4 separate regions of the Mus musculus genome follow, and regions 1, 3 and 4 are each linked to region 2. A link is a loop called in an ENCODE intact Hi-C map of the cell type or tissue named here. Cell type or tissue: heart. All regions are shown on one strand. Region 1 overlaps Lhfp (lipoma HMGIC fusion partner). Region 2 overlaps Lhfp (lipoma HMGIC fusion partner). Region 3 overlaps Lhfp (lipoma HMGIC fusion partner). Region 4 overlaps Lhfp (lipoma HMGIC fusion partner).

Evidence for each region. A loop is a pair of places that touch in the nucleus more often than their neighbours do. Peaks named below come from ENCODE experiments on the same cell type or tissue, not always from the same donor. Only the 100,000 strongest peaks of a DNase experiment are listed, where the experiment ranks them.
Region 1: a loop joins it to region 2, with 2.7 times the contacts of the local background. A loop is called at or near these places in 2 of 42 quality-filtered maps.
Region 3: a loop joins it to region 2, with 2.4 times the contacts of the local background. A loop is called at or near these places in 3 of 42 quality-filtered maps.
Region 4: it touches region 2 in a loop (2.4-fold over the local background); 2 of 42 quality-filtered maps call a loop at or near these places.

The regions. Positions count from the first base shown.
Region 1 is chr3:53,057,086-53,065,085 of GRCm38, forward strand. The region is part of intron 2 of Lhfp (lipoma HMGIC fusion partner); the gene reads left to right. Among named protein-coding and RNA genes, the nearest start is that of Lhfp, 20 kb to the left of the region's middle. In heart, no CTCF peak of the experiment used is centred here; DNase peaks (open chromatin) are centred at 3,086 and 6,726; H3K27ac peaks cover 2,262 bases.
Region 2 is chr3:53,162,093-53,170,092 of GRCm38, forward strand. The region is part of intron 2 of Lhfp (lipoma HMGIC fusion partner); the gene reads left to right. Among named protein-coding and RNA genes, the nearest start is that of C130075A20Rik, 74 kb to the left of the region's middle. In heart, no CTCF peak of the experiment used is centred here; DNase peaks (open chromatin) are centred at 3,389 and 4,089; H3K27ac peaks cover 1,487 bases.
Region 3 is chr3:53,219,708-53,227,707 of GRCm38, forward strand. The region is part of intron 2 of Lhfp (lipoma HMGIC fusion partner); the gene reads left to right. Among named protein-coding and RNA genes, the nearest start is that of C130075A20Rik, 130 kb to the left of the region's middle. In heart, no CTCF peak of the experiment used is centred here; a DNase peak (open chromatin) is centred at 4,634; H3K27ac peaks cover 1,162 bases.
Region 4 is chr3:53,242,326-53,250,325 of GRCm38, forward strand. The region is part of intron 3 of Lhfp (lipoma HMGIC fusion partner); the gene reads left to right. Among named protein-coding and RNA genes, the nearest start is that of Gm40048, 150 kb to the right of the region's middle. In heart, a CTCF peak has its summit at 4,986 (motif pointing left); DNase peaks (open chromatin) are centred at 3,406 and 3,666.

The sequences.
Region 1 (8,000 bases), 110 kb before region 2:
ACGAGGCAAGTGTCTTAGTCAGGGTTTCTAAGTGCAACAAAAACACGGTGACCAAAAAGCAAGTTGGAGAGGAGAAAGGGTCTCTTTGCTTTACACTTGCAGATCACAGTCCATCACTGCAGGAGCCAGGAAAGAAACTCAAGCAGGGCTGGAACCTGGAAACAAGAGCTGGTGCAGAAGCCATGGAGGGCTGCTGCTTACGGGCTTGCTTCCCATGGCTTGCTCAGCCTGCTCTGATAGAACCCAGGACCACCAGTCCAAGGATAGCATCACCTACGATGGGCTAGGCTCTCCCCCACTGATCACTAGTTGAGAAAAATGAATAACAGCTGGGTCTCATGGAGGCATTTTCTCAGCTGGATCTCCTTCCTCTCTGATGACTCCAGCTTGTATCAAAAGCTGGACACACAAACCCAGCAAGTTTGCAGCCAGCCCGTGCTATGTATAACAGGGCAAGAAACAACGACTTTAATTCTATTAGTTGAAACAAAAGAGCAATTGGCTAGTGGCATTAGTCATCTCTAACATAGAACAAGTGACATAATTTGAAGAACAGTCAAAATGAACACACAGGCCTCCAAGGTAATGTGTGTGTGTGTGTGTGTATATATATATATATATATATATATATATATATAATTTTGAAAAGGCAATAGAGGAGCCTTAAAAACTATGAGTGAGCCTGCATCCCTGTCCAGGATGCACATCACTCTACTATTCTTAATGTAGAAATTAGAGAGAGGTTAGAATTAATAGTGTGTGTGTGTGTGTGTATGCACACGTGTGTGAGTACCTGGCAGTGTATGCAGAGGCCAGAGGAAGACTTTGGCTATCTTACTCTATTGATCTCCATTTTATTCATTGAACTTGGAGCTAATTTGGCAACCAGCAAAGCCTTGGGGATCCTTTTCTCGTGTCTGCTCCCTACAGGGCTGGACTTGCAGGCAGCATAGTCCTAGCTTTTCCTGTGCTTGCTGGAGATCTGGACTCAGAGCCTCATCTTGGGAAGCAAGCGCTCTTTCCCCTGATCTGTCCCACCAGCCCCCATCTCGTGAAATGAATGGACACCATCATTTCATTTCCAGGCCGCGGTAAGAAAGCTTCCTGCTTAGACTCTTTCTGGTCTAGGGAGAATGAATGTTTACGCTTCTACCTGTCCTGACCCAAATTGGCACTAATGCTTAATTGACCATCTTTGGCATGTGCCTTGTATCAGTAAGGACAGCATTTAAAGCCTTACACCTTACCAATCTAAGCAGCCGGCTCTCATCTGCAGCCCCAGGACTTTTAGAGGCTTTTCACTGTATTGCACAGGTAGGTCAACAACCCAGCTCTAGTCTGCACGAACTCTGGTAAAGCTATTATAAATCCAAGTAGCGGGAAGTGAACCGAGTTCTACTTTAGTTTGAAACAACATAAGGACATGTCTAAAATGAGATAGTCAGAGTCTCTGGTTCCACGGTTAGGAAACAAAGCTTCCTGTTTAGGAAAATTCCCCCAGGGGAGGTTTAGTTTACACAAGAAATTAAACTGTAATAAGGCAGGAGGAAGAGATGTCTCCTTTAGGGTGCCTTGCACAGTACATAAACATGAATAAAAAGTAGCTACTAGCTACTCTGTGATCTCCACAGACTTTGAGGTAAAGAGGCCTTCACTTCATATATCAGACTGTTTGAGTAATGGATCCCAAAGAAAGAGAAATCTCCCTGAAATACCACGATGAGGAAGGAGCAAACAACAAAACAAGCATCCCCGACGCCAGCCAGAGGCCCTGGCTTTCCAGGAGAAGATCCCATACAATTTTGATCCCTTTGTAAGACAGAGCGGGGCTGAGAGGTCGGTGATGAGCTATCTGTGTGAGGGCCAAGGGCAGCACACAGGATGTTCCTAGGGAAAGAATGAGACAGGAAGTGGGAAGAGTGGAGGAAACAGCCCGCCAGCACAGTTTAGATGTGAACACAGGAAAGTAAGTGGCCTGTTGGACTTGGTGAAGAAAATTTGACAGTGGTGTGCTTTGCCAAAGCAGAGGTAAAGGTAGAAGGGGCGCATCCTACGTGGATTCCATTGTATGTGTATGTGTGTGTGCATGTGTGTGTGCGTGCATGTGCACGAACACATATACACTATTAGGAACTGTATAGTACTGCTGTTCAAAGCCTCCCGTGAGAAACTGTAGTTCTTTTGTATCGTGCATGCTCTCTTTATGTTTGGCTGCTTTGTATCTAATTTTAGGTACCTTTGAGGTTTCCTATCATGCTATCTGGTTGCTGCTTGTATAGGTCACAGGCAGAGCTCTAGGACGTTCCTTGTCCTTGCTATGATACCTTATCCATCCCATGTCTTCCCTCCCTGGTTTAACGTTTGCATTTATAACCTTATACACACGACGGGCTTTAAGGATGACTTAAAGCTGCCAGGATCCTTGTCTTTGGTGCATTGATAGTAGATCTTTCGCATGTTAACTCCCAACACTGCATTCAGCTATTATCCAAGCAGGTTTACGAAGCCATTTGTGGGTTACCACTTTGTAGAATACAAAAGAAACATAATTCTGGTCTTTTGCAATTTTGTCCAGCTATCTAGAGATGCTAAGCCTCTGCTACATGCCAGGAAGTGAGCTGAGGGCTAAATAGTTTTAGATGATCAAGCTAGGGTGCATGGATTTTGCTCTCATGCGGTTTCCCTTTTAAATTCTATGTATGTATGTATGTATGTATGTATGTATGTAAACTAACAGTGGAAATCAGGATAGAAAATTGCTCTAGGCCCCATTGAAAATTAAGTGCTCAGGTTTCAGGATGGATGGATGAAGAACGTGCTGCATCTATAGAAAGCCTTTTGTGTTTGTGGAGTCTTCTAACATCCCTGACTTTGGGATGGAGGTCACTTTGCTGGTGCTGGGCCCTTTGCTTGGAGGTAGCGCTTGATCCCTCTAAGCTGGACACAGCCTGGAGCTTCTGAGATGGATGGCAGGAAGAACTTTTGATTGGTAATGCAGAAGGAATGTGAAACACAAACAGGATAGGAACAATCTTGTAGTACTTTCCAAATTTAATTTCTAGGGCGAAACACAAACAGAGTTGAGAGAAAGATGACCAGCTGAGAAATCTAACTTCTGGAAATGATTTGGCTTCAGTTCAGTTTTTGTATGAGTCTCACAGGCACTTGGAAACTGCTTTTGATAAAAAGCACTGTCTCCTCCCTGAGGCCCACAGAGTCACTCAGTGCCTGGGATCTCTGCCTTCTAGTAAGGACTCTAGACAGACTCTTGCTCGACTTTGCATGCACATGGTAGTCCTTGAGGAGTGTCTGTCTACCTGAACTATATCAACCCCTTCTGAGGCTGGAGACACAGAAATTAACATTCTCTCTCTCTCTCTCTCTCTCTCTCTCTCTCTCTCTCTCTCTGTGTGTGTGTGTATGAATGAGTGCATATGAGTGTGCATGTATATGAGTGTGGGAAGTGTGTGTATGTATGAGAGTGTGTGTATGAATGTGTATGTGTGTGTGTTTATGTGTGAGTGTGTATATGTATGTATATATGGGTATGTGTGTATTTGTGTGTGTGAGTGTAAGTGTGTGTCTATGTGTGTATGTTATTGAGGCTTCTGAATCAGAGCCTCTTTCTCTAAAACTCTGGCTAGTTATATTAATACTCGTTGTTCTTTGTGTCTCTGTCTCTCACACAAATAAGAGAGAGAGAGAGAGAGAGAGAGAGCCACACACAGCATTTAGCTCTGTTTACTAGTTTTATATCTTTTTATAGATCTGAATTGAAATTGATCCGTAGAAGAAGCATGTTAGATCCGAGCAGGCCATTGTTCTGGGTAAAGCAAATGATTGTGCCCACTAAACTCTACTCAGACTCACCACAAACTCACTTTCTTCTGAAGGATGTTTTCCTGCCCCACGTTTATATTGAGCATCCTCCTTTGGAATTCTAACAGGCTATTTTATTTTCATAAAACATTTCATAAAAGGCAGTAGTTCCCATTTTAGGTTGTTACAAGCTATGAAGATGTGTGCCAAGCCACCCATTTTAAGGAGCAAATTTTCCTCCTCACACTGGTTTCCTATATAAAATTTATCATGCTTTGCCTTTTATGACATATAATATTGGCAAAAAGGAAAAAATTCCCCTCAACCAAGTAACTGGGACCATTTGCTCGAATTCTCTCTGGAGTTAAGAATTATGGAGAAAGTGATAAGAATGAAGTGGTTTTGTTGCTCTAGAGCAGAAAATATCATTTCCATAAGAGTTTGTTAATAAATAGTATTTGGGGCGTCATGGGCCATATTGTCTCTGTGAAAGGCATTCTCCTCTATGGGAAAGAGTCTGGAGATAGTTTGTGGACAAGTGAAAGTTGTGTTTAATAATTAAGCTTTATTTTAAAAACAGGCTGCAGGTTAAATTTACTTTCTGTTTTTGTACAATTTCTTGGCTCCTGCCAGCAAATCCATCCTGGAAGTCTCTTTTTGTCTTTTTTGTTGTTGTTGTTGTTGTTTTTTTGTTTTTTGGTTTTTGGTTTTTGGTTTTTTTTTTTGTTTGTTTTTTTTGTTTTAACTTTTTTCTCAGAGGAGAGAAAAGTGGAAGGAAGAAGGAGGAAAAAGATGGCAGAGGAGCAGAGAGGAGAATAGAGGAGGGGAGAGGAGGGGAGGAGGGAGAGGAGAGGAAGGGAAGGAGGGGAGGAAGGAGAGGAGAGGAGGAGGAGGGGATGGAAGAGGAGGGAGAGGAGAAGAGATGAAGAGAGGAGGAAATGAGGGGAGAGAAGGGGAAAAGGAGGGGAAGGGGAGGAGGGAGAGGAGAGGAGGAGAGGGGAGAGGAGAGAAGAGGGGAAGAGGAGGGGAGGGGAGGGGGAGAGGAGAGGAGATAAGGAGTAGGGTGGGAGGAGGGAGAGGAGAGAAGAAGAGAGGAAGAGGAAAAGGGGAGGGGAGAGGAGGGGAGGAGGGAGAGGACAGGAGGGGAGAGGATGAAGAAACAGACCTTATGTGGTCTACAAGGTCTAATATATTTATTTTGAATTTTTTGGAAAAATTTATTGTGATTGCTTACTTCTTTCTTAATAATCTCAAGTTATGTTTGGATTTGGGGGGGTCTTTGTCTATTTTGTTCTCCTTCAACTTCAATAATAGGAGATAAAGAGAATTTATTACAGAAAGTATGGTCTTTAAAATTTGTAAAATATCAGATATCAGAGAAAGATAAACTGATAGTTTTCTTCAGTCAGTCCTTTTCCTTATAATTTAATATTTTATAGAACATTTAAAAATTTAGTTTTATTTTATATGTATGGGTATTTTTTTCCTGTATATATGTATTCAACAATGAGTAGAGTGTCTGTGGAGATCAGAAGAGGGCATCAGATCTCTGGAACTAGAGTTACAGATGGTTGTAAGCCACCATGCTGGGATCTGAACTCCAGTCCATTGGAAGAGCAGCCAGTGCTTTGAACCACCAAGCCATCTCTCCAGGGAATATGTGTGTGTGTGTGTGTGTGTGTATGTATGTATGTGTATGTATATATATGTGTGTATAGATGTACATATCTATACATAGATATATTTTTTTCTGATTTTGAAAAACCCATCTCTAAGTGAGATCATTTAAACATTCCTGTTCGGTTTTGTGCTTTAAGAATGGAGTCTCCTAGCCTGTATTTGGGACACCAAGGCTGTCTCCATAGTTGAAATGTTCTTAATGTGATGCCTAAAACAACACTAGTTAACAAGTATTCATCCCATGGCTACCATGTGAAAGACACCAGGCTACATGGTTAGCCAATGTCTTCTCAGTATATTAAAGAAAATTGTAGTTATAAACCCTGGTTTTAGGGGAAAGCAAGTAGCAAGTTTAAAGTCACAGGCAGAAGCAGTCCTATCCGGTTTTTTTCCTTCAGCTCTGTTCCCAGCATCTTGTGTCTGCTGTCAGCTCAGCTTCAGTAACCTGGAGGGACCCACAGCACAGGACACACACTCCACAGTTTCTGCCATACAGAGATGGATGTTAATGTTTCCAAAGGATGCTTGAAGTTCGAGCAAGTAGAAAGCCCCTGGTTACCAAGAAAGCAAAAGGACTAGAAAGCTTAGCAGTGTTAGGCTCCTTTGTACCCTGGTGCAGCTACTTACTATTTCCACCCAAGAGAGCCCCATCTGAAGACACAATTCTTTTCCCTTCGTAACAAAACCCAGGTGTATGGGGCTACACACTAGAGAGGAACAACTTGCCATAAAATAAATAAATAGATAAAATTGTCTCTCAAGTTCCCAGAAGTCATCTCTGCATTTCTTTGCATTTGTCTTTCAGGTGTACCTCAGGGCACCACGGGTTACAAATTGAGTTAAAAAAAAAAAATCTAAACAAAATGGCCCCAGGGCTTTTCTGCCTTTTATTTGGCAGCCACCTTTCTTAAAGAGTTGTTATTCTCTGTATGACTTCCCCCTAAGCTGGTTGGCGCAGCAGAGGGGCAGAGGGTGGGACCCATTCTCTCCCTGCTGGCTCGCTCACTGGCTGGGGTGGTGGCCGAAGCTGTGAGTCAACACACCGGAATCCGTGAACCCCAAAGGGATGATCTTCATGCGAGCAGTTCTTCACATCTCAGAAGGGCTTCCAGCTTCCCCTCTTGCAGCCACCCTGCCAGGAATTGGCCAGGGCTAAACTGTATACGGGATGCATTTTTCTAATAAGCAAATGTGCCTTCTGAAAGTACTGGGCACTGAGGGCTAAAGCTCCCAGCCTCCTGCACGGTCCCCTGAAAACGGTCAGTCTCTTTTCTGCTGTGTTTCTGTGGCCATTTCTTCCACGTTCTGTGGGTTCTTTGCTGTCCTGTGGCAGCTTGCCAGCATTCCATCTTATTTTAACAACCACCTAAATATAAAAACCAAGGCACCAGAATTGTAACCGAGGCTTCATTTCGCAATAACAATTGTGTTATCATATGTAGCCTGCAGTGAACCCAGTTAAATTCTAGCCTTTCCTTTTTGTCAGCAGTGCTTAGAATTGACATTCCTAACATACACTGGGTTCTACTTTTTAAGAAAGAATTTTTTTGCCGCCCCTTGATATTATAATGCAACTTTAACATCTTTCCTAACTCCTCCCAGTTTATCTTCCTTCTTTATAGGAGATGAGCTGGGTAGCAAGCTTGTTGGGAGAGTTTGACTTGGTTCTAAGCAAATGGTGTATTTTATTCTTCTATGCTCCACACACCCCTTTGCTGAGAATGCAACCCAGGGCCTGTGTATTTTGGTAACAGTGTCTATGTGCCTTTTGTACTGTGAGTCTTACATGCAAATTGCAGGATTTTGATTGCCTTTGGGGAATACACAACAAGTCTTGGCCCTCTCATATGACAGACAGCCCTGGGAATGCTATCTATTCACCTCCCCTAACAGGAAAAGCAGAGGTTCTGGGAAGAAAAGGATCATGCCAGACACATTCTTCACCTTGTTCTCAGGCCCCTGAGTTAGCCTCTATATTTTATGACCTCAAATTATTAATATAATCTGTTACCTGGCAGGAACAATAAAATACAGAGACATGACAGTAGATTAATAAAGATCTGATGAGGAGCAAAAATCTCCTGATCACTCTATGAAATGCTGTTCCCAGGGCAGCAGAAATTATGGTCCAAGTCCCAGGCCTGTGCTTGCTTGTCTGTTTTACTCTTATTAGCCGGGAAGACATTAAAATATGTCACAGTGCTGCTCTGCAGAATGCCTCTGTGCTGATGACTTGCAAACTGGCTCCTCTTAGCTTGTTCTCGAGCAAAATCTATTTTGACCCGTGTAAGTCACTTACCAACCCCGTGGATTCATTCATTGGAGTCAACTAAGAATGTTTTGCTTTTTTGGATAATTCTCATTTATATTTTCTCTCTCTCTCTCTCTCTCTCTGTCTCTCTCTGTCTCTCTCTCTCTCTCCCCCATATTGGCCTATGTCTTTTATGACTCATAATGAGGAATTTTTTTTAAAAATTACTATCACCCCCACTGTGGTCATT
Region 2 (8,000 bases):
TACATTTGACTGAGGCAGGAGACTCACAGACAGAGCCACCTCTGTCAAGCTGTGCGCTGAGATGGGTGCTGCTGACTTAGTCACCTAGGGAATAATCATGTGGCTTCGTTTCCCATTGCAAAGCTGTCTGCTGTGTGGTGTCTAACTCTAAAAGGCAGTAAGGAACTCCTGGCAAGTGCTTGTAGTAAGCTTAGGAAAGATTGTGTACCATTGGATGTAGGGCTGAGACTTTGCAAAGGGGAAATGCTCCAGCAGCAGGTTTCTAAGTAGATTTTATTTTGGCTTCTCAAGCTGTTGGGCCTTGGTTTGGTTTGGTTTTCCCCTGGTTGCTGGAACACAGTGCCTGAGGGAGACTCATTTAGCTCAGTTTCAGAGATTGGAAGTCCAAGATTTATGCCATTATTCATCTGACCTCAGGGGAAGGTCTGGTGGCGAATGGTATCACAAGAGAGGAGGAAGCACCTTGTGATGCTTTGTACAAACTTGGCCCAGGGAGTGGCACTATTAGAAAGTGTGGCCATGTTGGAGTAGGTGTATCACTGTGGGTATGGGCCGTAAGACCCTCATCCTAGCTGCCTGGAAGCCAGTATTCTGCTAGCAGCCTTTAGATGAAGATGTAGAACTCCCAGCTGCTGCACAATACCTGCCTGGATGCTGCCATGTTCTGCCTTGATGATAATGGACTGAACATCTGAACCTGTAAGCCAACCCCAATTAGATGTTGTCCTTATAAGAGTTGCCTTGGTCATGGTGTCTGTTCACAGCAGTAAAACCCTAAGCCATACCTGAAGAAGCCTGGAGGGTGGAGAGCAGCAGGGTTTTTTTGTCAGCCTTCTCTCACTGGTAATCCTCCTCAGAGCAATATTTCCAGTAACCCAATTTGCATGTTTTAAGGCACACTCCTTTAAAAAGATGATCATCTTGCTGGGGGGTGGTGGGACACACCTTCAATCCCAGCACACCGGAAGCAGAAGCAGGAGGATCTCTGAGTTTGAGGTCAGCCTGGTCTGTGGAGTGAGTTCCAGGACAATCAGAGCTATGCAGAGAAACTCTGTCTTGAAAAACCAAAACAAAGAACTCAAAACATCTCTTAGTATAATTCATTGGCACCACACCTCCAACATAAAAACACTCAGGAGACAGCCCCATTCTTCTTCTTAGAAATCAGGCACTCCACCAGTGTGCCCTTCAGGGACCGGACACATCATCACCTGGCACTGCCAGGTGCAGCACATTTCCACAGTCCCTAGGAGCTGTAACACTCACACTCTTTAAAAGGTCTCTCCTGACATCATGGCTCTCTCACATCCTCTCTGTCTTTCAGTCTGTCTTTCTGTCTGTATGTCTCTACCTTGTAGAAGTTAGTCCTGGTTCTGCCTCCCGGTTTCATGCTCCCAGAAATAAGACTCAGACTCAAAATATATTTACAAATACCTTGGCCATAGAGCTAGGCTCTCTTCTGACTAGATCATAACTCAAGACAACCCATTTATTTTAATCTACATTTTTGCCATGTGGTTGGTTATCTATGTGCAGGTACCTTGCATCTGTCTCCAACATCTTCCAGGGTAGATCTTTCTGCTCCTGACTCTATGGCAGAATTCTTTTTGCCTCCATGATGTCACACCTTCTATTTCTGTCAAAGTCACATGGCATAGACTTTTTAATTGACAAGTGATGTACCCACACAATACACAAGATATTCTCTCCACACTACCTCACATGTCCCCACACCAAGATGGCCTTTCGCTTCCCTCTCTCCCAATAAATCTCTTGTGTGAGAACTTGCATGGTATTTTTTCTCTGAGGCAAACCTTGGCTCCAACCCGCCAAGGTGCTTCTAAATCCTAACACCTCTGCCCATGTCCTTCTCTCTTCCTCTCTCTTAGTGTCAAGTGGGGTCAGATAGATCTTTTCCTGACTGTCCTGAGTCTCTTCTTTTGCCTACTATGAGTGCACCCCAGTAGGGAGGCTGTCCCTGAATGGTATGGAAACTGTCCCTGATGATGTCACCAGATAAGAAAAAAGTTTAAGACAGAGTAACTTTGTTATCTTGTTGCTTTGAGACAGGAACTTGCTATATACCCTATGGTGGCATCAAACTTTCAATCCTCCTATGTCATACTCACCAGTGAGGGGCTTACAGGCATTCACCACCAGGCCCATCAGGAATAGTGTTTAGGCTCTGCAGATGGGCTGTGAATTATGAAATAATATTCACTTGTCACACATCATTCAAGAACCCTGCTACTGAAAGTACCAGTAGTTACAATTGCACTATAACCACAGACCGTTTACTAGTTACCCACAAATGCTACCTCGGGCTCTGTACTAAGTGATTGAAAGAACCAGTTGCTATTTATAATCAGGGACCACTGAGAGAGAGCCTGAGCCTTAGGTCAGCTGTTTGTCATGTTTCTGTTTGGCCCCCTTCAATGTCCCCTCTTGAAACTGAGTGCAACCTTCTGGGGCAGAAGCCAAAGGAAAAAGACCGGACTCTCTTTCTCATTCAATCCGAAGACTTTTCATGGTCTCAATTTAGCTAAGCAACCTTGAATCCATGAATCTCGAGTCCAACAAAGAGCTTTGCTTGGATTCATTTTTGAAGCTTGGCAGCCTCTGTAGGTATAGCACATGACTCCCCCATACATCTCTTAAAAAGTTTTCATCGAACACCTGCTAATTGGCAGAGATCCATTGGTCACAGGGTAAAAACAGAAATTTCCACAGATCCTCCAGGGATGAGTTGAATAGCACAGAGTCAAGAGAAGGGATTAAGATATATAAAGGTATAGTATTTGTTATGCTAAAACAACTTTATATCATGTTCCTTCTGAGGAGAGTTGAAAGGAGGGCTGTGATGCCAACACCAGTTAGGATAGTCTCAAACCTAGTTTAAGTGATTTCTAGCACACCACGTTGTTGGCAGAGCAAAGCATGCTTTTCTGGAGGTGTCTGTAGTTAGGTCGGTGCGGCTTTTGATGGTGTCAGAAACGATTGCCCTTAAATTCCCATGATTGTGTTTACAGCCTCAAGTACAAAAGCACCCCCAGGCTTTCTTGTCAGGATGTATTTTAAAATTTCAGGCTGAAATGGAAGACATGACATTGAGGAAACGTAGAGATAAATAAGAGAGTGTACCTAGAAAAAATGTTGTATACAAAAGGCTGACGTTCCCACAGGAAAGAAAAACATGCTTTTATCTTTGACAGAATTAATATTTAGGACAGAATGTCTGATACTTGCTTCCCTCTTACGTCAAAGCATTGGAAGCTCTAGCTGGCGTCCAGCAAGTCCAAGTGCTTAGCAGCGCTGCATGGCTTGTGGTTCTGTGTCCTTGGCAGCAGCTGAGTGTTCAGCCTGGCCCAAAGCATCATTTGATGGAACGAAGAAACAGGGCATGGGGGAGGAGAAAGGGAGGAGGGGGATAAGGGAAGGGAGATACATAGGAAGGTGTGAGAGGAAAAGAGTTAAGTGGAATCATTGAAATTGGCAAGGTGTATCTCGTTACCGCAGATGCCCCAGTGTGCGCCCGTCTCGCAGTCCTGACAGAACTAGGACTAGAGCGCAGATTGGTTCCACCATTGTCTCCATCTTGCTGGTTCTCTGCTTCTCAGCACAGCATCGTTTCTAAACATTTTTAAAGATTCTTGAAAAAAAATCATTAAAATGTAAAAATCGTTGGACCAAAAGTTTGATTTAAGCTGAGTTTAAAAAAAAAAATCCCCCAAAGGCTACATTTCATAGATGGAACAAGATCGTACTGAAATTATCTGAGAAGAAATTCCTCTCGTTATTTCTTTGGCATTTCCTTGTTTTATTTTTTATGGGAAAATAATCCGCAGGCATTTCCATAGCTCACATTTGACTCCAGATGTAAACCTCGTCGCCCTCTTTAATTTCAGTCTGTGTCTCTCTTCATTTCTTCTCTCTCTGTTGGCTCATCTTGGCTTTGAGTCTCCTTGCTTTCTTTCTGCAGGGCCCTCGTGACCTTTCTCACGCCTCTGCCTTCTCTTCCACCATTTCTCCTCGCGCTGTCCCAGCTTCATGACCTCTTTCCCTGCCAGGCAGTTTTCTACAGATTACAGAGTCTGTGTTTTTCTAGTTGTCGTCCCCTATTTCCTGTTCTTCTGTTGATGTCTTCCTTTCATCCTGTCCCTCCCTGCCCTTTCCCTGTCTCCAAGGATTTCTGATGTGGACTGTCATGAGCGAGCACTCTGTGACAGGACTCAGCTGTTTCTCCGTTATTCAGTCAAGACTATTTTTCTACAAAATAAAAGCCCCTGGACGATCTTCATGGGAAGGTAGTCTGTCTGATCTACATTCTGTATTTTGGGGTCTCAGCTTCCAGTCATTATCCTTAGTCTCAGCTGTTACTCCCTACTATGTTCCTATTGTTTTCTGTGCCCATGAGCAGCAAATAAAGAGGGATCTTTACCGAATTAAACTTGAGATTTCAAAGCATTATTTGGTTCAATGCAGTGCACCCAGGCCATGGTGAGCTTCTCTGAGATCTGCCACTGTGTGCAGTTGCTTGGTATATAAAGCGCCTCCCTCACCTTAGAAGGTTGCCTTGTGATCTTTTCTCCTTAGTGTGCATTTTGTCTTGTGGTTTTTCTTTTATGCAAATGTAAGCCAGCCTTTATTTTCCATGAGTATATTCCTAAGGATAGACTCTATGGGTCATACCTATAACTTTACAAGAATTTACCATTCCAGTTTCTGGAATATGTTGATAATTTTGCATCCTCAACAGAAGTGTCTGAGAGTGCCACATGACACATGTCCTTCCCATAACTTAAAAACTGCAAGTCTTTTTAAATATAATCTGCTTGTAGGTGTGTGGTAGAGGCTTTGTCATCTCATTCCTAACTAGAGGGTAGAATTTCCATTTGGGGGCCTTCTTTAGTGGTGGCCCTGTTCAGACATTTCTCTCCTTCTTGAATGTGTTCTTTTCCTAAACTGTGAGACTTCTGTATTCATTTGGGGGATTTAAGCAATATGAGGAACAGAGCACTGCAAATATTTTCTTAAGTCTGCTGCTTATGCCTCTGTTTTCCCAGCTGCCTTTCAAATAATAAACTTTTTTTTTAAATTTGGATTAAACCTATTTTAGCAATTCTTTCTTCTATAGTTTGTGTTTAAGCAATCCATGTCTAACCAAACAGCGTGGATATTTTTACTATAGTTTTATTTTTACATGGAGATTCATAATCTTAGAATTACTTAGAGTCTTAGAAAATGTAGAATACATTTTTTAACACATATGAGGTCATTTTTGTTTGTTTTCTGTGTGGTTGTTCCAGCCCCTTCATTGACATGTCTGGCCTTTCTTCCATTGGATTATCTTAACATTTTATCAGAAACACGTAACAGCAAAGTACTGATTTGTTGTGTGCCCGTGGAACAAACTCACTAGGTCATTTGATGTCCCAAGTATGTAGTTCAGAGTTTAACTTAAGGTTTTGTTTTGTTGTTGTTGTTGTTTTTATTGATGTCCGAGGCCTCTGACCTTTGACTCTGTTCTTTGTAATATCCTCAGAACATGAGCTGTATATGTTCCATCTCTCTCTGCCTCTGAAGGAAGCTCTTAGCTTTGTTGTTATTTCTTTTTATTTGCTTTTGAGATGCAGAGATAAAACTCAGTGAAAACACCAGGATTCTGTAATCCTTTCCACCCATGGTGTGCTGGTTTGAACAGCTATGGCCCCCATAGAGTCATGTGTTTGAATGCTTGGCCCATAGAGAGTGGCACTATTAGGAGGTGTGGCCTTGTTGGAGGAAGTGTGTCACTGTGTAGGTGGGCTTTGAGGTCTCCTGTGCTCAAACTCTGTCCAGTGTGGAATCTAAGTCCCCTCCTGATGGCCTACAGATGACAGCCCCCCTTCTGCTGCCTTTGGATCAAGATACAGAACTCTCAGCTCCTCTAGTACCAATCCAGCTTGTTTGCTCTCATGCTTCCCACCATGATGATGATGGACTAAACATCTGAAACTGTAAGCCAGCCCCAGTTAAGTGTTGACCTACATACATAAGGGTTGCCTTGGTCGTGGTGTCTCTTCACAGCAATGAAACCCTCACTGCCTTAGTTTTATTGCTGTGAAGAAACACTGTGATCAAGGCAACTCTTATAAAGGACAACATTTAATTGGGGCTGGCTTACAGGTTCAGAGGTTCAGTCTGTTATCATTCAAGATGGGAACATGGCAGCATGCAGGCAGGCATGGCACTATAGGAGCTGAGAGTTCTACATCTTCATCCAAAGAAATCCAGGAGCAATCTACTGTCTTCCAGGCAGCAAGAAGAAGGAAATCTAACCCCCCCCCCCCCCCACACACACACAGTGACACACTTCCTCTGACAAGGTCACACCTACTCCAATAAGTTCACACCTCCTAACAGCACCACTCCCTGGGCCAAGCATATGCAAATGACCACACTAAGACACCTGGGCTTGTCCAAGATCCTGAGGCTGCTGGTTTTATGGATACACTAATACACTGAGGTGTGTTCCAGAAAGGAGATACCTGTCGATGCCTTCATTTTCCTCAGCTTATAAAAATGAGCGTGTACATCTGCTTTGTGATGTGACCTTCTGCAGAGGCTGGGAATGGATTAAAATATATAAGTAGGCATCCTCATCATAGTCTGAAGTCTGGACAAGCAGACACAGTTCTCCACAAGGACCTCCATTCTCCTCACTCTGTGAGTCACCCAGGAAGGTTGGCTGAGGTTGGTTAATAAGCCCTTTCAGGAAGTTGCCACTTGACTGTATGTGACTTCAGATATGTCACCTAGGGTATTTGCCCTCAAAAAGTGTGTGTGTCTATCCCTTGATCGACACTGGCCTCTTCTTGCATTGTTAATACCTTTGAAAGACTGCAGCTTTCCGAACCTTCAACCTTGAGGGCAACTCTAAGAATCAATGTGTTTGTGTCTTGCGTGTTTAGGAAATAAAGATGTGCATTTCATGGCCAAGTGGGAGTATTGCTTCATATGATAGGGCTCATCAGAAATGTAATGAAATTTCTACAATTTCTTTGCTTTCTGGATGTATTCTGTTCATTTATGGAATACTCTAGCTGTATTCCGGAAAGCTCTTCTTTCTCTCTTCTCACACACTATCACTGATGATTACAGCCAATGAAGTAACTGCTTCCTAACATTTGATAAATACATTACAGCAACCGCAAGAAGTAACAGGAGACTTCAAAGCTTTTCCCCAGTGAAATAAAACCAGATTATTGTTCCCATAAACTGTCTCCCCCGCCACCCCCCGGTTTCTGGACCAGCCTCCTCCTAGCTGTTGTGTTAAACATGTCTGCTTTCTCTAGAAATAATGAAACTCCTGGAATCTTGGGATTTGAGTCATTCTTTCTGGCAAAACCAAAACAAAACAAACCCACAAAGATAATTTGATTTTTAAACAATATAAGCATTTGTTATCTTATAAGCATTGATGATCTCTGGAACTAAAAACACCACTCCACCCCCCCTTTTTTTTCCTTTGATCTGGGAGAAGCATGTGTGGAGTTAGCTCAGAGTATGCTGTGGGTACTCCCATGTCCTGTGTTCCTCAATGACTAACCCAGATTGCAGTTCTGGGAAGCTGAGACTGCTGCTTCTGACATTTGCAGCCATTCCAGCAGCCTACGCTGCATACTCAGTAAATGTTATCAAATGGTTTAGACACACAACATCTGAGACTCTCAACTCTTATTAGCAAATCCTTCAAAGGAAGAATAAAGGGGCGGAGCAAATAATAACGTATACAAGTACTAGAACTTTACTTTTTCCAAATGACTTAAAATGCCAGCAATTACATATATTGGGTGAAACCCTTCTGTCTTTTAAAACAGTATCACTAGGAAACCAAGAGCAATGGACATGTATAAGTATACATCCATTCTGTCCACAAATGCCAGTGACTGAGATATTCTTTAGTAATGTTAAAATGAAATTTCAGAAAGGATTTGAGTACTATACTTTAAATAAAACCA
Region 3 (8,000 bases), 58 kb after region 2:
TACTCATCAATAATATTATAAGATGCTCAGATTTTCTAATACTTCACTAGTGAAAGGGTAGTTTATAAGGAAAGTTAATTTAAAATTCAGTTGAAACCTGTTGTAAACATTATATATATAATATATATGTATATATATTATATATATAATATATATATATATATTATATATATATATATATATATAATGGAGTTATGGATATTAATGTAATAAGGTTTGTTAGCTGTTTCTTCCTGCTACATCTGAGACTTTTTTTCCTGCCTTTTAATTCTTTAATTGGTGGAGAAAATGAACCTGATCAAGACCTGAAGGCTGTAACGTTCTGGCACTTGCCGTGTGGGTTCAGGTTGTTAGTGAGGCGAGTGTTTTCTTCTTCAGGCTCAGCATTTTGATTATGTCAAAACTGAAATAAGCCCCTGCAGTTGAATCCAGACTACCAGACCACCTGAGTGAGTGTCTCAGCCATCTGCCACTGCTTGAGTAGATTCTTCTACTTTGGTTCTCTGCTGTCTTCAGTAATTTCATGCTGTTAGGATAGCAATACTAGGGAGAGGAGCCGGGCGTGGTGGCGCACGCCTTTAATCCCAGCACTCGGGAGGCAGAAGCAGGTGAATTTCTGAGTTCCAGGCCAGCCTGGTCTACAGAGTGAGTTCCAGGACAGCCAGGGCTATAGAGAAACCCTGTCTTGGAAAAAAAAAAAAAAGTAATAATACTAGGGAGAGGAGATTGGTAAAACACTGTGTGGCATGCACAAAAAAGTAATAATACTAGGGAGAGGAGATTAGTAAAACACTGTGTGGCATGCACAAAGCCCAGGGGTCAGTCACTATCACTGAAAACCAATGATCCTGGAAAGGGATGTGGTTTTCGCCTCTGGTTGGTCCTCTCCCCATGTGCCTGTACTGAGAGATGCTTTGTGCAAACATGCTGGACCACCAGCTACCGCACATCAATTATGTGCTGTGCTATCATGTACATTCCTTTGATGTCACACCAGCTACAAGTCGTCCAGGTAGCCTTATTCACAATAGCACAGACAGTATTCTGAGGCTCAAGGACTGGCTATCCTCCTCCTTCACTCATTCTGAGTAGTAACTGATGCAGTAATGCTTTCTGCAGCTACATCAGGGTCAATCTAGGTATGCACATTCCCACTTCTCTTTTCTCCCCATGGAACTTGGCTACTCAAATCTCTCTGGTGCCCAAGTCGCCAGCGCTTCCCAGGGGTCACCAGTCCTTGGGTCCTCTGTGTATTATCAAGACAAGGTACTTGGTGTGTTCTGCTTAGAGCTTCTAGGTCTTCTGCCTATCTCCATTTAAACAGGACACAACTCCTAAATCTGCCCCAGTTCTTGCAAGAGGCAATGTGACAAAAACCTGTTCTCCAGAGTCAGTCTGATTGGCCCTTGATCTCACCACTGAGGTCCCTGGTGTCAGTTAGCCCAGGGATCCTGGGAAGATTCATGATGAGGGCATCAAAGTGCTTCCCACGCTCAGAACAGGGCCCTGTGAAGGAAACTGAACTGGTTGTTTATCAGGAATCAAAGCAAAGATCTGGGTGCCTGGCAGGCTGGGAGGTGGCTGGGGAGAGCATTTGATTTCAGGATGCTGGGTTGTGCTGTCTTTGAGGCCAGATATCTGCCCTCGAATCCCAGAATTTTGCAAATCTGTTCTATAAAACAACGTGCCCTGAAGGTAGAGCGCGTCCCTGTTGTATAACTACTGTTCTACAGATAAACGCTCCGTATAACGTTCCTTCCACTTCGTCAGACTATCACGAGGTGGGAGCTGCATGTCTTAGTCTGTCCCGGGGCTTTAGACATGTTTTATCTAACCCTCACGATGACTCTGTAAGAGGCAGTCCATTGTATGTCCATTTTATGAAGAAACTTCTAGAGCTCTAGTTTAAGACTTGCAAGGCCAGTATCTAAGAAGCAGCAGAGCAAATATTTGAATGCAAGGCTGCCAGGCTCCAAAGCCCTCATCCCAACAGTTTTCCACTGGAACATTTTTCTGCGGTTGGGCACACACTTACTGGAGTACTGTTGGAACCAATACTGCATTTTCCAAGCAAGGAGAGAAGGAGCCAGAGTTTGCAGTGTACTTAAGAGTTCAGCTTTTTATTTTTGTTTAATTTCTGAAAGGGTATTGTTGGAGCCTAGCCCTGCTTTTTTTTTTTTTAACTTGCATGCTTAATTGTGATGGTTGTTTGACTTTTTAAAATCATTTTAAGAGTAATTCATTTTGCACACAGGGATCCTGAAGGAAGGAGACTTTTACTTAAAAGTGAACTCCACTGTCACTCTGGGCTTTCTGAAGTGTCTTGTGAGCTCCCTTTGGGATTTCTGGGTCGGAGAGCCAAGGCAAGGCGTTTCTATTTTAATGTGCAGGAGAGTCGTTTGGGAACTGTGAAAGGATTAGAAGTGCCCTTTCTTGAGATTTGTGCATAAATCATTTTCCAAAGTTGATGGGTCCCAGTTTCAGTGCCTTCTGGGCCAAAGGATAGAGAATAATGGATGGATAATGGCAAACATTTTGCATACTGCAAGAGGGCAGTGTATGAGAGATGACAAGAATTATATTAGTTGAGGCTCCATACTTCCTTAACAAATACTCTTTCCCCTATGTGGCCCCCACAAAAGGATGGATTTCCAGATCCATAGAGAAATGGGAAAATGGGCAGGTCAGCGATAAGCAAACGGATAAACCAGTTCTAAAGCCCTGCTGACCTTAGACCCACTATGGTCAGTGAGCAGATGTTGGCTGTCCATTTCTATCAGCTCCTCTAAGAGTTGAAACTTTCTCCTATCAAGTTAGAGGGGGATGTAACAATTCCCAGCCACAGATCTGTGGTTGGCTCTAGAAAAAGGTTTCTATTGTGAAGCCATGAACAAGCAGTAAAGTATCTTTGCTTTTGATGAGATTACAGTATTGTTTATGTGATCATCCACTCATGAGCACCTGTAGCCACTAATAGAGACTCTAAAATCAACCGGTACCAACTGAAGTCCTTGTGTTTCTCCTGCAATAGCATGATTGTTATAGCCCCCGACACAATCCACTGCCATCCTAAGCTGTTATTGTATGCCATGCTCCCAATGCTCCAGTCATAAGCCCTGAATGTATGGCTAATGACAATGATGCAGATTTAGGCACCATGCTAAGGGACAGAAATTATTAGGTGTACTTTGTGCAAGAAGATCTGAGCTCAAGAGAGGCCAAAGGCTCATGGTCACATATCTAACTAGGGTGGTATCTAAATCTGGCAGAAAGCACTTTACAAAGCCCTTGCTGCTTTCTGTGGGTCCTAGCCAGTGGCCTCATCAGGATCTGTTCCAGAGCAGCAGACCAGAAGTTGCATTTTAACAAGTGCCCCTAACCCGGGAAGCTGGTCCTCACATGTATTGCTCTGTACAACACACTGGAAATCTGAAACTCCTGTAACTTTGATTTTACTCCTGATACAATGGGACACCATTGGGTCAGTGGAAATAACTGTCTCTTTGGTGAACATGGTCCAGAAACCTTACAGTAAAAGCCAAGAACCAAATGTGTCAAGCCATAGCTGTACACTACCCTTACTTCTGGTCATCGCGGTGGTGGGTGGCACCTAGATAGCTCCGCGTGCTTCACCTCATCAGTTCTGGCTCTATTTGACTGGTATAAACGACGCCTCCTCTAGACATAAAACAGTAGCAAGAAAAATAGAAAATGAGCAAGCCGGAAAGGCATCAGTGTGTGCGACTGATGTGACTTGGAGAGCAAGTGTCCGGTGCTCACCGTGGTAGGGATAATCCTGCTCAGGCCTTCTCTATTCTTTCTTGTAAGAAGAGAGAAAGAAAAGGACACTACCAGCATCCTGCCCGTATATATATGACAGCACACTCACCACACTCTCCTGTCTGCAGGACAGACTGACAGTTTCCAATTGAGACCACTCACTGACTCTCGTGATCAAGGACTGTGCCACTTCTTCACCAACACCATCTTATTCGATCCCTGCCGATGCCCAAGGCAACGCTCTTCCCTCATTTTGTAGCCCCTGGAGAGGTGGCTGATGGAGCTGAAGTGCTTGTAGCCCAGGGCTGGGAAGCTGATGCCTTGGCTTGCCTGACAAGTGTCACCTGCAAATGGCAGTACCCGCCACACTCTCATCATCAGAAACAACTTGTTTTCTCTGTACCCGAGATTGCCTGGGACCCTGGAAAGAGAAAAGATGACAAGCCACTCATGGCTGAAGTTAGCTCCTGAGGTTCCTCTGTGCGCTAGGAAGGCATCCTGGTGCCTGACGCCCTGTATTTGTCTTTTGTGTCTTGTGTCACATGATCTGAAAAAGGAAACGAAACAAGGGTTGATGGACCATTTGGAAAAACATTTTAAGAAAACCCAGAGTTGTCTGCAGGATGATTAAACAAAGAAAGACTGCCTGCGATTAGATCACACATGGGTGTCGGTGCAGAAAAGAGCACACTTTCCTTTGCATTGCAGCTCTGAGGTATTACTTGTGATGACAAAGACCACTGCTCACTATGATGCCTGCAGGTACACTTACTGGACAGAGACTCTCGGAGCCCTAAAGCTCACACTGGGGTCACTGGGACCCTAAAAGCAGGGATTGGCAGGTTTTAAAGGGCCTGTCCCTTGTCTGGGGTTGCAAGCTGCCAGTTGGCTAAGACTCTCGGGACTACTGCACATGTGGATGTGGAGAGTGGAGCGGAGAGCACATGGCTCTTTTTGGGGACTCTCGGGGCTGGAAGATACTCAGAACACTGGGTGTGTCCCCTGGAAGCTCTGCAGCACATTTAGAAGTACAGGCCTACTTTGATAAGCTTCTGTATTAAATACAGGCAATTATATGTCATATCATTTATTGATTATGAACTGTTGTGTCATTTCCTCAGGCTTTTGAAAGTGACAAATAGTAATGTCACAGTGACTTGGTATTTAACAAATATTATAAGTGAACGCATGGAATGGAAGTAAGCCCACAGACAGGAGATATAATACAGAAATAACTGTAATGCAATGCAATATACAACCTCAAATAAACCGTAATGTATGCAGGAGCTCCTGGGGGGTGGGAAACCAGTAGCTCACTGCTGGGCAGCAGGGAGGGCTGAATGTTGATGTTTCTAGACTTAAACAGCACGGATTTTCATGGCCAAGTCGGAGCATTAACCTAAGGAACAGAAATGTACCTGGCCCTGCATTAATGAAGATGTTCCCAAAAAAAGACACTCATCTCTTTTAGCCTTCCCATCGGCCATTGAAACCACAGACCCCAAAGAAATAGGAGTTCTCCAGGAATCTGATGCTAGGAGAAGTCAGAGGGGGAAGAGGAACTTTTTTTCCAGAAAGAGTCCACAGTGTTCTACCAACTTGTCAGGCTGCCAGAAGGATGAGAGTGAAGCCCAGATCATGGCGATCAGTGGTGGATGGGACCACACCTTGACCATGACCTCTTCGATGAGCACATGCTTAGCTCTCTATTTCAACTTCAGTTTCACTTCAGGACCCAGGACATGGACTTGGGGGGCGGGGTCCAGAATCTCTCTTCCCCTCTTCCCATCGAATATGTCTCCTTTCCCTGCTTTCCACAGTGAAGTTGGCTCTCGATTGGCTTGCTGAGGATCCTTGGTGACCAAAGCTGACTTAGGTCACAGGCTGTGATCCCCCAATTCAATAACAAAATTCTCTTATCAAAGAGAAAGAACCCAACTTTCAGAAAAGCGAAGGTCTCAAGACAGAGAGCCAGTGGTGGATGCAGTAGTCCGGGATCTCCGGGGCACCACGGCTAGTTAGCAGTAGATAAGATATTGGGAGAGAGAGATATTCAGATAGGGCCAAAGCCACCATGTCCCTGTTTGACCTCATGCTGTGCATGTGGCTTGAAGTGGACTCATGTCCAACCACTGAGATGATAACAGATAGGAAAGAGTCCTGGACTGGGATTCCAGAGCTCTGCGATTAACCTGAGATCTCTTTTTCTTGGACAAGCTTCTTACAGTCCCTGTGCCTCAGTTTCTGATAAGTACTCAGAGGACCATGGCTTACTGGAGCCTGACCCACCTGTCTTGCTATGCAACATATAGTTTGCTTTTAGCTACATTTGTGTGTGTGTGTGTGTGTGTGTGTGTGTGGCGGTGAGGGGATCTGAAGAGTTACAGCACTAGAGCTCACTGGCGCTCCCTCTCCGTGGCTGTTTATTCTGCTATGTTTTGTAAAGGAGTCCTTATCTGCTGTGGAAACGGAGAGGGCCTCCTATACAAATTAGCATACAGAGGGAGACTTTGAGATGGAAGCTTGCCAACCCATTCCAAAGGAAACGTCCAGATAGCTGGCTGGAAGATAGAGCAGCCTTTATGAGAACAGTAAAGAAAACACTTTCCCTCAGTGCTTGTCACAGAAAAGGAGATAAAGGGACTGAGGGACGGATGAAAGTATCCAAAAGCCATAAAGGATGAATTGATGGGAAAGGCGGTGGGTGGGAAAAGTCACACTATTTTTAAAAAAAGAAAGAAAGAAAAGTGGAAAAAATTGCTCAATAGTCATGGAAAAGAAATGGGGTCACATACAAACTTTCAAGAGTAGCCTGGAAAAAAAAATAATAAAAATAAGGCTTTATGAGCGTAAGGAGGACGCCACTCTTCCCACCTGGGGAGAGTAATTGGCAGTGGCTAACTGGGGGTTTGTTCTGTCTCCTGGCTGGAGCAGTGTTGTTACGGTAATATTCCCCGGCCAAGTGTTCAGTGCGGAGCTTGAATAGAAAGAGCTCAGCAGCAGGGAAGGTTCCCAGCCCTGGGCTTGATCTTGAACCTCTGGACCCTTCACAGAGTTAAGGCTTCACGTTCACATGCTAAGACTTAACTAGCATTATGGCAGATAGCACTAGCCTTGTAGGGACACAGAGAAGAACTGGGAGTGTGTGGACAGATGAAGAATCCACACTGAGGAAGGAAGTCACTGGGCTAAAGAGTAGACCTCTACAGTTTTTATTGAAGTTATTGGGTTTTTTTTTTTTTGAAGTTATTTTTCATTCTCTATAAATGCGTGTTTTGCTACATGGGTCTAGAATGCCCATAGAGACCAAAAGAGGCTGTTAGATCTCCAGAGCTGGAGTTGCAGTTGGTTGTGAGCCACGTGCAGGTGCTGGGAACTGAACCCAGGTCCTCTGCCAGAGCAACAAGGGCAATTAGCCACTGAGCCATCTCTCCAGCACAGAACGTCGATTTCTAACTTTAGTCGGCACCACTAGGGAGTGTCTGAATCTTTGCATTTATCAAAGGTCTTTTTTTTCCCCATTAACACTGGCTTCTCTCGAAAGGTCAGTCCATGGATGTGGCTCCTAAAATATTTTGATTTGTCCTTGAATAGAGTGAGCCCCAAGCCCTGTGTAGTCAGGATGGAATGGCCTAATAGCCACTGCATTATTCAAATGGATTTGTTAAATTGCAGAATTATTCAGTCACCTAGTGCGCTTTCTCTTTCTCTCTCTCTCTCTCTCTCTCTCTCTCTCTCTCTCTCTCTCTCTCTCTCTCTCTCTGTCTCTCTATTCGTTTTTAGGAGGCAGCATCTCTCTGTACTCTACAAAATGACCTTATTCAGGATGTGTTGCCCCTACCCCCCCAGCAGACTACAGTGAGAAGGCTGGGTGAAAAGGGAAGGCTCGTCTGATGTATAATTTGTGACTTACTCATGACCTGTTAAAAGTTGCAGAGTCTCTGGGATGACAAAAATAGATTCCTTCCTAGTCCCAAGTGAGCCTGACTCTCATTGCTCCCTGGCATCGCACCTCCATTGGCACTTCCGGAAGGCTGCTGCCCCAGCTCCCAGGGCCCTTCCCACCTTGCCCCTGACTACACAGCTTTTTCAAAATGTGTGATAGTGTGATTTTTTTTTTATGATTTGTTTTTAAAGTAGTGGCAAAGGAACTTGCTTAAAATTAAGCCTGGATGGAAACAAGGTCTGTAAATATAGTAAGGAAAATCTCTATACGTCGT
Region 4 (8,000 bases), 80 kb after region 2:
AGTTTGTATTTCTTTATGCATTTATTTTCAAGAGAGACCATTCAGAGCTTTGTACTTTGTTCAAAGACATTCTTGATGTCTGGCGATTCAGCCCTTCTGGCAGACAACATTGGTTATCTGACCTCGGAAAGTGTAATGGCCTGAACCTTAAACTTAAGACCCCTTGGGAGCCTCAGATCTCTCCAGGAAGACTGGAAGCTGTAAAGACCTGATTCATTATCTGTGAAAGTGCTTGCAAGGAATGCTATGAGGAAAACATCCTTATTTCAATAAGTATTGTGCAAATAAGTCCCATGTAGAGTTCTGACTTTAAGTCACATCTATGAAAACATGACCTGTCTTCCAGGTGAGTTGACTCTCTGCCCAGTTACCCCTGATCCAGTTTTATCTGCACTGTGTGGACATAGCCCCATGAGTATTGCCATGTTTCTCAGACTCAGAGTTGAGGTACTTGATTCTGGGCTGCTTTCTCAGTGTCTGCAGTGGTGATTTGAATGAGAAGTGTCCCCTAAGGGCATTTGAGCATTTGGTCCCCGGTTGGTAGCACTGTTTAGGAAGATTATGGAACCTTTGGAGATGGGCGCTTGAGGAGGTGCATCCCTGGGGGTGGGCTAGAAAGGTTTATAACCTCGACTGACTTTCAGTTCTCTCTGCTTCCTCCTCCCCCTGCTGTTGCATTGGCACCAGGCCTTCCCAACCACAATGGACTGAATCCCTCTGGGACCATAAGCCCAAATAAACCCCTTCCTCTGCAAGCTGCTCTATAGTTATAGTATTTTATCACAGCAGCAGAATGGTAACTAACACATCTTTCTTGTCAACAGACTTAAGAGACACCACAGAGGTGAGGGGTTTTTAGGAACATAGCAGTTGCCAGACATGGATTTTTATTGGTGAAGTGTGTGCCATGCTTAATTAGCACGATGAATCTTTTACAATGAACATTCACTGATAAAGACACTTAAGAGTGAAGATTGCCTGAAGTAGCAGAGTCTCCCTGTCCTTTCATGGGAGGCATCTAGCTGCTGTCTAGGAGTAGAGGCATCACACCAACCACAAGTGGTGTTTAGATTTACCAACCTGTATGGCATAGGTTCTGAGCAATCATAACCCATGTGGCCACAGTGATGAAGCAGGCTCACAGAGACCTCTTGCACGGAGGCATCAACTCTGGTTTGTGGGATATGAAGCTAGGAATCTCCACCATCTTCAAGGGAAGAAAAGACAAGTGGGATATTAGGGGGACTTTGGCAAAGGCAGTTTCCTTACCAGGAAACAGGTAAAGAGTAGTGCAATAACTGAGTCATCTTCAGTGATGAACTCCAGCTATGGCCTTCGGCTTAGATCGGTATCCACCACTTGATCTATCTATCGAGACATGGTTTCTCTGTGTAGCGTTGGCTGTCCTAGAACTCACTCTGTAGACCAAGCGGGCCCCAAACTCACAGAGATCTGCCTGCCTCTGCCTCCCCAGTGCTGGGATTAAAGGCATGTGCCCCTCCTGCCTGACACCACTTGATCATTCTTAAAGAGAGTGTTTTAATCTTTCTATTGAAGGATGTACGAGTGTGAATGGCCAAGGGGAACACAATCCTTCTTGACCCCTGCAGTATTTGCCAGTGGTGTCTTTCCTGCACACTGGTGGCCCAAACACAAAGAGCAATCTTGAACAGTTTGATAAGCCACTTATCTTTCATTTGCTTCAGTTTGCTTTGATTCCACTGTGTAGTTCAGGCTAGCTTTGAACTTGTGATCTTCCAACCTTTCTGCCTTCCAAAACCTGGTCTTACAGACACATGGCACCATGCCTTGATGAGTTGTGTTACACCTGCTTGCTGGTGTTTGTTTGCTTGTTTGTTTGTTTGCTTGTTTGTTTGTTAAATAAGTGTATGTACAGTGGAATTCGGTCTGAGGCTTGCTTTTATTTATATCTTGGAAATAAGGTCTTCGAAAAAGAGTGGCTAACCATTCACCATCTGTCAGATTTTACAATGAGTGTTGGAATTTACCATAAATAATTACAAGATTGGGCTGGAGAGATGGCTTAGTGGTTAAGAGCACTGACTGCTCTTCCAAAGGTCCTGAGTTCAAATCCCAGCAACCACATGGTGGCTCATAACCATCCATAATTAGATCCAATGCCCTCTTCTGTGTGTCAGAAGACAGCTACAGTGTACTTACATATAATAAATAAATGAATGTTTAAAAAAAAGGATCACAAAATTGGGCTTAACTGGATTTGGTTTAATTATATTCCCTTGATTTGCCTTCCAAGCATGGTGAGACTGTAGAGGGAAAATCTCTTAGCTCGGGGCAGATAGCCAGCATCAAAGTCCTGCCTGGAGCCACTGGGTTCCCAATAGTTCATTGCCTATGGAGAGTGAGCAGACGCCACTCAGTGTTCGGTGGAAATGTGACACAGACAGGGTGGGAGACTTGGCGCCATCACAGTTGAATGCTGTCTCTCTTCAGACAGGGTTGTGACAAAACTTCTGTGGGTCTCACCAAGCAACAGCACTGGGAGACAGACTTGGGGTTTTGGGAGACATTCTTTCTTTGGGTCCACCCAGAAATCCAAGAGCAGGTTTTTCCAGGAAGACTCTGCCTTTATCAAAGCATCCCAGACAAAAACTAAAGGATGATCTTCATGGTCTTTGAGACATGAACTAAACTAAAGGAAGCCTTGTTGGTTATTTTAGCCATTCCCATCTGGAGATCAGCTTCTGTGTTCATTCACGGTGTGAGCCCAAAGGCCACCTCTGTTCACTCAACCAATGACACACAAACAGATATCTCTAGTAAGGCTTTTAGGTTGCTTCAGTGTTAAGGGGCAAAGATCATAGCGCATGTGATGGCAGATACCCAGCTGGCCAATGACAAAGGGGAAACTGCATTTAGTAAGAATGGTACAAGGAGGTATGTTAACAGGTGTGTCTAATGTGTCCCATAGAGCATCATGGGAGTCATTCTACACATCCTAGCTTCACTGTATTTTTAAGCGGGTGTTTGGGGTTCTTGGCATGTGTACCAGAGAATGTTGGGTGGGTCAGGCATCTTTAACTTCCCTCTGGTGATTATGGGGGTCTTACTGGTTTGCTGGGATGGAGGGAGGTAGAACCTCTATTCAGTGTAAAGTGCAGAGGAATTACTTCTGGATCAACCTGACACCAAAGAAAAACAAATAAGTGCACTGTAAAGAGGTTACCTGGGGAGTCTGAGGTGTTTCATGAATGGTGTAGCTTTGTTCTATGCAGCCACAGCTACAGCATTGCCTGGTCACCCACTTCCTAGACCCACTGAGTACCCTTCCTAACTAGGATCCCCAGCTCGGTCCTTCCCTGCCAATAGATTTCTATCCCCTCCCTGAGGCCATGTGTACGTAGGGAAGGATTGCACACAGCTGGTTTGGAGGAGTGACTCACTCTGGTAACAGTGAGATGAGCCGCCTCAAGGAGGCAATGCAGACACTCAAGACACCCAGCTGTGCTGATATGTGGAACCTGGCACAGCTAAATTCATGAAAACCTGGGCATTTGGCCCAGGAGACAGTCATGTATGACAAGAAGATAACGTAGAACAAAAAGAGCAGGAGGTCTAGGGTCTTGACTGTCCATATTGCCTCCCTGAAGAGGCTCATCACACTGTTACCAGAGGATGAGTCATTCCTCCAAACCAGCTGTGTGCAACCCTTCCCTACATGCACAGGGCCTCAGGGAGAGGATAGAAATCTATTGGCTGCGAAGAACCGAGCTCTGCAGCTGTCAGTTCAACAAACACAACTCTTCGCATCAAAGGGAGTGAGAATTTATTCTAGAGCCAAATTTGAGTGACCAAGGCCTAGAAAATACGCAGCGAGGTCATCTCAGGTTCCTATATTTCCACACGGAAGCAGTTTCATAAAGTTATTTTTAAAAAATAATAGCTGCATACCACAGAATTGTTATAAGGCAATTTTAAAATACAGCAATGGATACATCAGAAAGGAGGCTAAAGCGAGATGGAGGAAGCCCTGCTATAGACCTCAGGTGCTATCTGACATCACTGGTAGCTTTTGAGTTGGTGGAAGTTAGTTATCTGCTAAGTTAATAGATTCTAGAAAGGTGAATCTATGGATATTAGTTCCAACACAGAGGTAGGCAAGGAACGGCTTCTCAAGGGGCTAAAGCTAGCCCAAGATAAGGTAGCCAGCTTCTGGTCCTGCCACATTCCACACCGTTCCACACCACTGCAGCGCTGATTAGTCAATCCGTCTTTGCAGAAAGAGCTTTTTGCCAGGAATTTTCATTCCCTCAGCTAAGGAGGTGTTATCATCTCCAGTGGGGCTTTTTTAAGCCCTCCCACACTCCTGCCTATAACCCCCATCATAGCTAATTGCTTGGTAAATAAGCCTAATAAGCAATTTACATTGACATGAAGTACATGCAGCCATCTTTAGCATTCAATGGCAATGATTCCAGGACCCTTGCAGACACTAATCTCAGAGAATGTTCACATTCCTTATTGAAATTGGTGTAGCATCCTCATGTAGCCTCCCTACAGTTTCCTGTGCATTTAATTTCCTCTCCAGTTGACTTACAATACCTGCTCCAATGTAATAACCCTGCTAGTACGCTATGAGGGGATAAGGGCAGAAACAGTGTACACACATGTTCACTGCAGATACCACATTGCAGGTAAGGAGTACCTTGATTTTCAGTTAAATCAAATCTATGTTTCAAAAATCCGTAGATACCAAGGTCAGACACGATGTCCAGATGACCTAGTTTGATGATGAAAGATGGTGGTGGTTTATTTATAGCCCCACCCCCAACTTATACTTATTTGCTTTGAGCATGTGAAATTACTTTAAAGAATGAAGGCATTCATTCTTTAAAGGGCTGACAAGAAGTGTCAGTGGATAAGAACACCTAAGGTTCTTTCACAGGGCCCAGGTTCAGTCCTCAGCTCGGAGTTCTATGAGATCCAATGCCCCCTTCTGGCCTCTGTTGGCATTGCATGTGGTGCACATATGTACTCCCACACACAAAAAATTAAAATAAATACTTTTTTAATGAAGTCCAATGTTGTGGTTCTGTTTAATGCTCCTTCTGACACATGCACGTGTGTGTGCATGTGCACACACATATACACACACATACAGAGGCTCATATGTTGGGACACGCATTCTTAGAAGGCATGCTGTTTTGAGAGGTTAAGTGACCTTCTGGCTAGCTAGCATGGGGTAGGTTGCTGAAGGCAACCTTTGAAGGTACAGCCCTATACACTAGTTCTAGTTTGACTCTCTTGCCTTCCTGTTCTGTCCCCCTTGAGCGCCTTTGCCTTAGGCTCACTATGACAAAGAACTGCTCAGCCACACCTTCTCCATCCAATGGACTAAAAGCCCCAGAAACCGGGAGCCCAAAGGAATCCACCCTTCCTTAGATTGCCTCTTCAGAAGGTTTGTCCTAGGCAAGAAGTAGTAGCTGATACAGCACGTAGTCACGGTTGCATATACTGTGTAGGTGAATAGTCAAGTTTAAGTGTTTCTCTGCAATTAGCAGAGACACTAGCTTGCTTTAGTGTGGGAATCGGGATGTTATATATCATAAACAAAGCCAGCCGCCGAGTGTAGTGACATGCTGAGGAGAGCACTTTTGAGAGACCTGGGAAAGTCACCAGTGTCCTGGATACCTATCCTCGTGATTAAAACACAAAAAGTGGCCTAGATACAGGGCTAGCAAGCTATGGGCCACATCTGCTCTCTACACTTCTGTAAATTACATTTTATGGGCAGGCAGCAATGCTCACTGACATACTTGGTATCAGTGGTTGCCTTTGAACTAAAATTTTTTACTGTCTGACTCTTTACAAAATAAGATTGTCAGACTTGACCTGTGCCTTCCTTTTCAAGAATGCCTTTAGTGCTGAAGTCTGTGGCTCTGTGATATGCTCACTTCGTGGCAGAAATGAGAGGAAAAAGGCAAAGGTCTCAGAAATAGAGGAAGGGTGCTCTGGTTCTGGGCAGGTTTGGAATTTAAAGGAGGCTCTGTTGTGTTCAGACTTAATCCCGTCACAGCGTCCACCCTCATCCCTGCTGCCTTCCTGTTTTGCCTGAAGCATTTGCCACCACTGCCTGGGGACCATTTTAGTTACATATAAAAGCCCTATAGTCATTCTGTGTGGGGCTCATGGGTTCCTTGTCTTTCAACTATATCAGCTCGGAAAAAATGCCTTTCATTCTCTGGAAAGCAATGTTTCCCACGTGGAGTATAAATCGACTTCATTTTGCCAGACTAGAGGCATTTGGTGAGGAAAATGGGCCACGTGTACCCCCAGGTGCTGCCCAGGCACACTTGGTGGCTTCTCCCAGGGGGCTGGATTAGACCGTGTTCCCTCCTACCTGGGTACGGAGAGCCTGCACACGGGTCTAATTGACCTGTCACTTCACAATGAGATTACAGGAATAAAGCTAAGATGTCTTCTTTGTCTCAGGTGATTTAATTTGTCAGCTGTCAGCTCAGTTGGATGTAGTTAGCTGTGAGTCCCTTAGACAGGATGCATGTCAGAGTGCTTGGACCACGGAGCTGCCCGTGGCTACTCCCCTACACTGCCACACGTGCCAGTGGAATGTAAGGGAAGATCAATAATTTTGATTCAGAAATTTTTAGAATTAAAAAAAGATCTGTGGAGTATAGCTGTTGCTAAATTTGTACAATACTTGGGTAACAGGCACACATCCCTGAATTTGACACACACCCCCACTTCAGATAAGGAGTGGTCATTATGTCAGTTTTTCATTTTGCATGTATCCATGTTTATTTACATGTTGTGTGTGCACACACGTGCATGTATGTGCATGTATGTGAGTGTGTGTGCATGTGTGTGCATATGTGTGTGCATATGTGTGTGCATATGTGTGTGTTGTACATTCAGTGTGAGCTGGGCAGTGAGTTGCAGTGAGCTGCCTGTCTATACTCCCGCTCTCTGACCCCAAGCCTGGCGTTATAAATACAAATGCTATGCTCAGCTTTCCCTGTGTCCTGGGGGGTGGAGTTCAGTCTGGTGTGTGTGTGTGTGTGTGTGTGGCAGCACTTTAGTGATGGACCTGTCCCCCAGCTGTCCCCCAGTCATGTTGCTTATCAATTTCTTTCTCCATAGACTCGAAAGCATGAACCTTGCCCTCATTTGAGGATATATGTGTATATGCATCTATAGCTCATATATGTGTATATGCATCTGTAGTGCATATATGTGTATATGCATCTATAGCTCATTTTCTTATTGAGATTTGCTCCTGAAAATATTCTATAAACAGTGCACATATCCTTTCCATCCTTTGTCTCAACACGTTTGCAAGAAAAGCAGGGCAGGGAACTGACCGTGATGCTGTGTGAGGGATTTAGAGAGAACGACCTGTCTTCCTGTGGTATTTAAGTACATAGATTTTTTTTTCTTGTTCCATTGATCCTTTGCTTCTTTTTACCTTTGTTCCTTGTACAACAAAAGAGAATAAGGTGAGACATGCCTGCTTCTTCTCCACCCAAACTTTATATTTGCATATCAGTATGCTAACTGTCAAAATGTCTCAGTGAAAGATAATGTGCTTTGAAGTCAGACATCTTATAAAGTCCCGACTCAGGACCAGACACGCTGGATGGCCAGCAGTGACCCTGTGAGGAAAGAGAAAGGGGCAAGGACACTGTGGAGCTCACATTCCCACGGGGAGCACAAGAAGGCGCAGCAAGGACAGAGAGATGGGGTGGGGGTGGGGTTATAGCAGTGCGTCAGTCAAGTTTTCATTAGGAAAGCAAATACCCAAAGCAGCTAACTTTATACCAAAAAAAGAAAAAAAGGGAGGAGGAGGAGGAAAAAAGATCAAGACTGGATGACCCTGCTGGTTTGGAGAGAGTGTAAACAATGCAGAATAATCACATTTTAAACTCGAACAAGAGACCAGGCCATTCTGTTTCTTCTAGGGCCTCCAGTAACATAAAGGCTTCCCATAATAACCTATGTTGCCA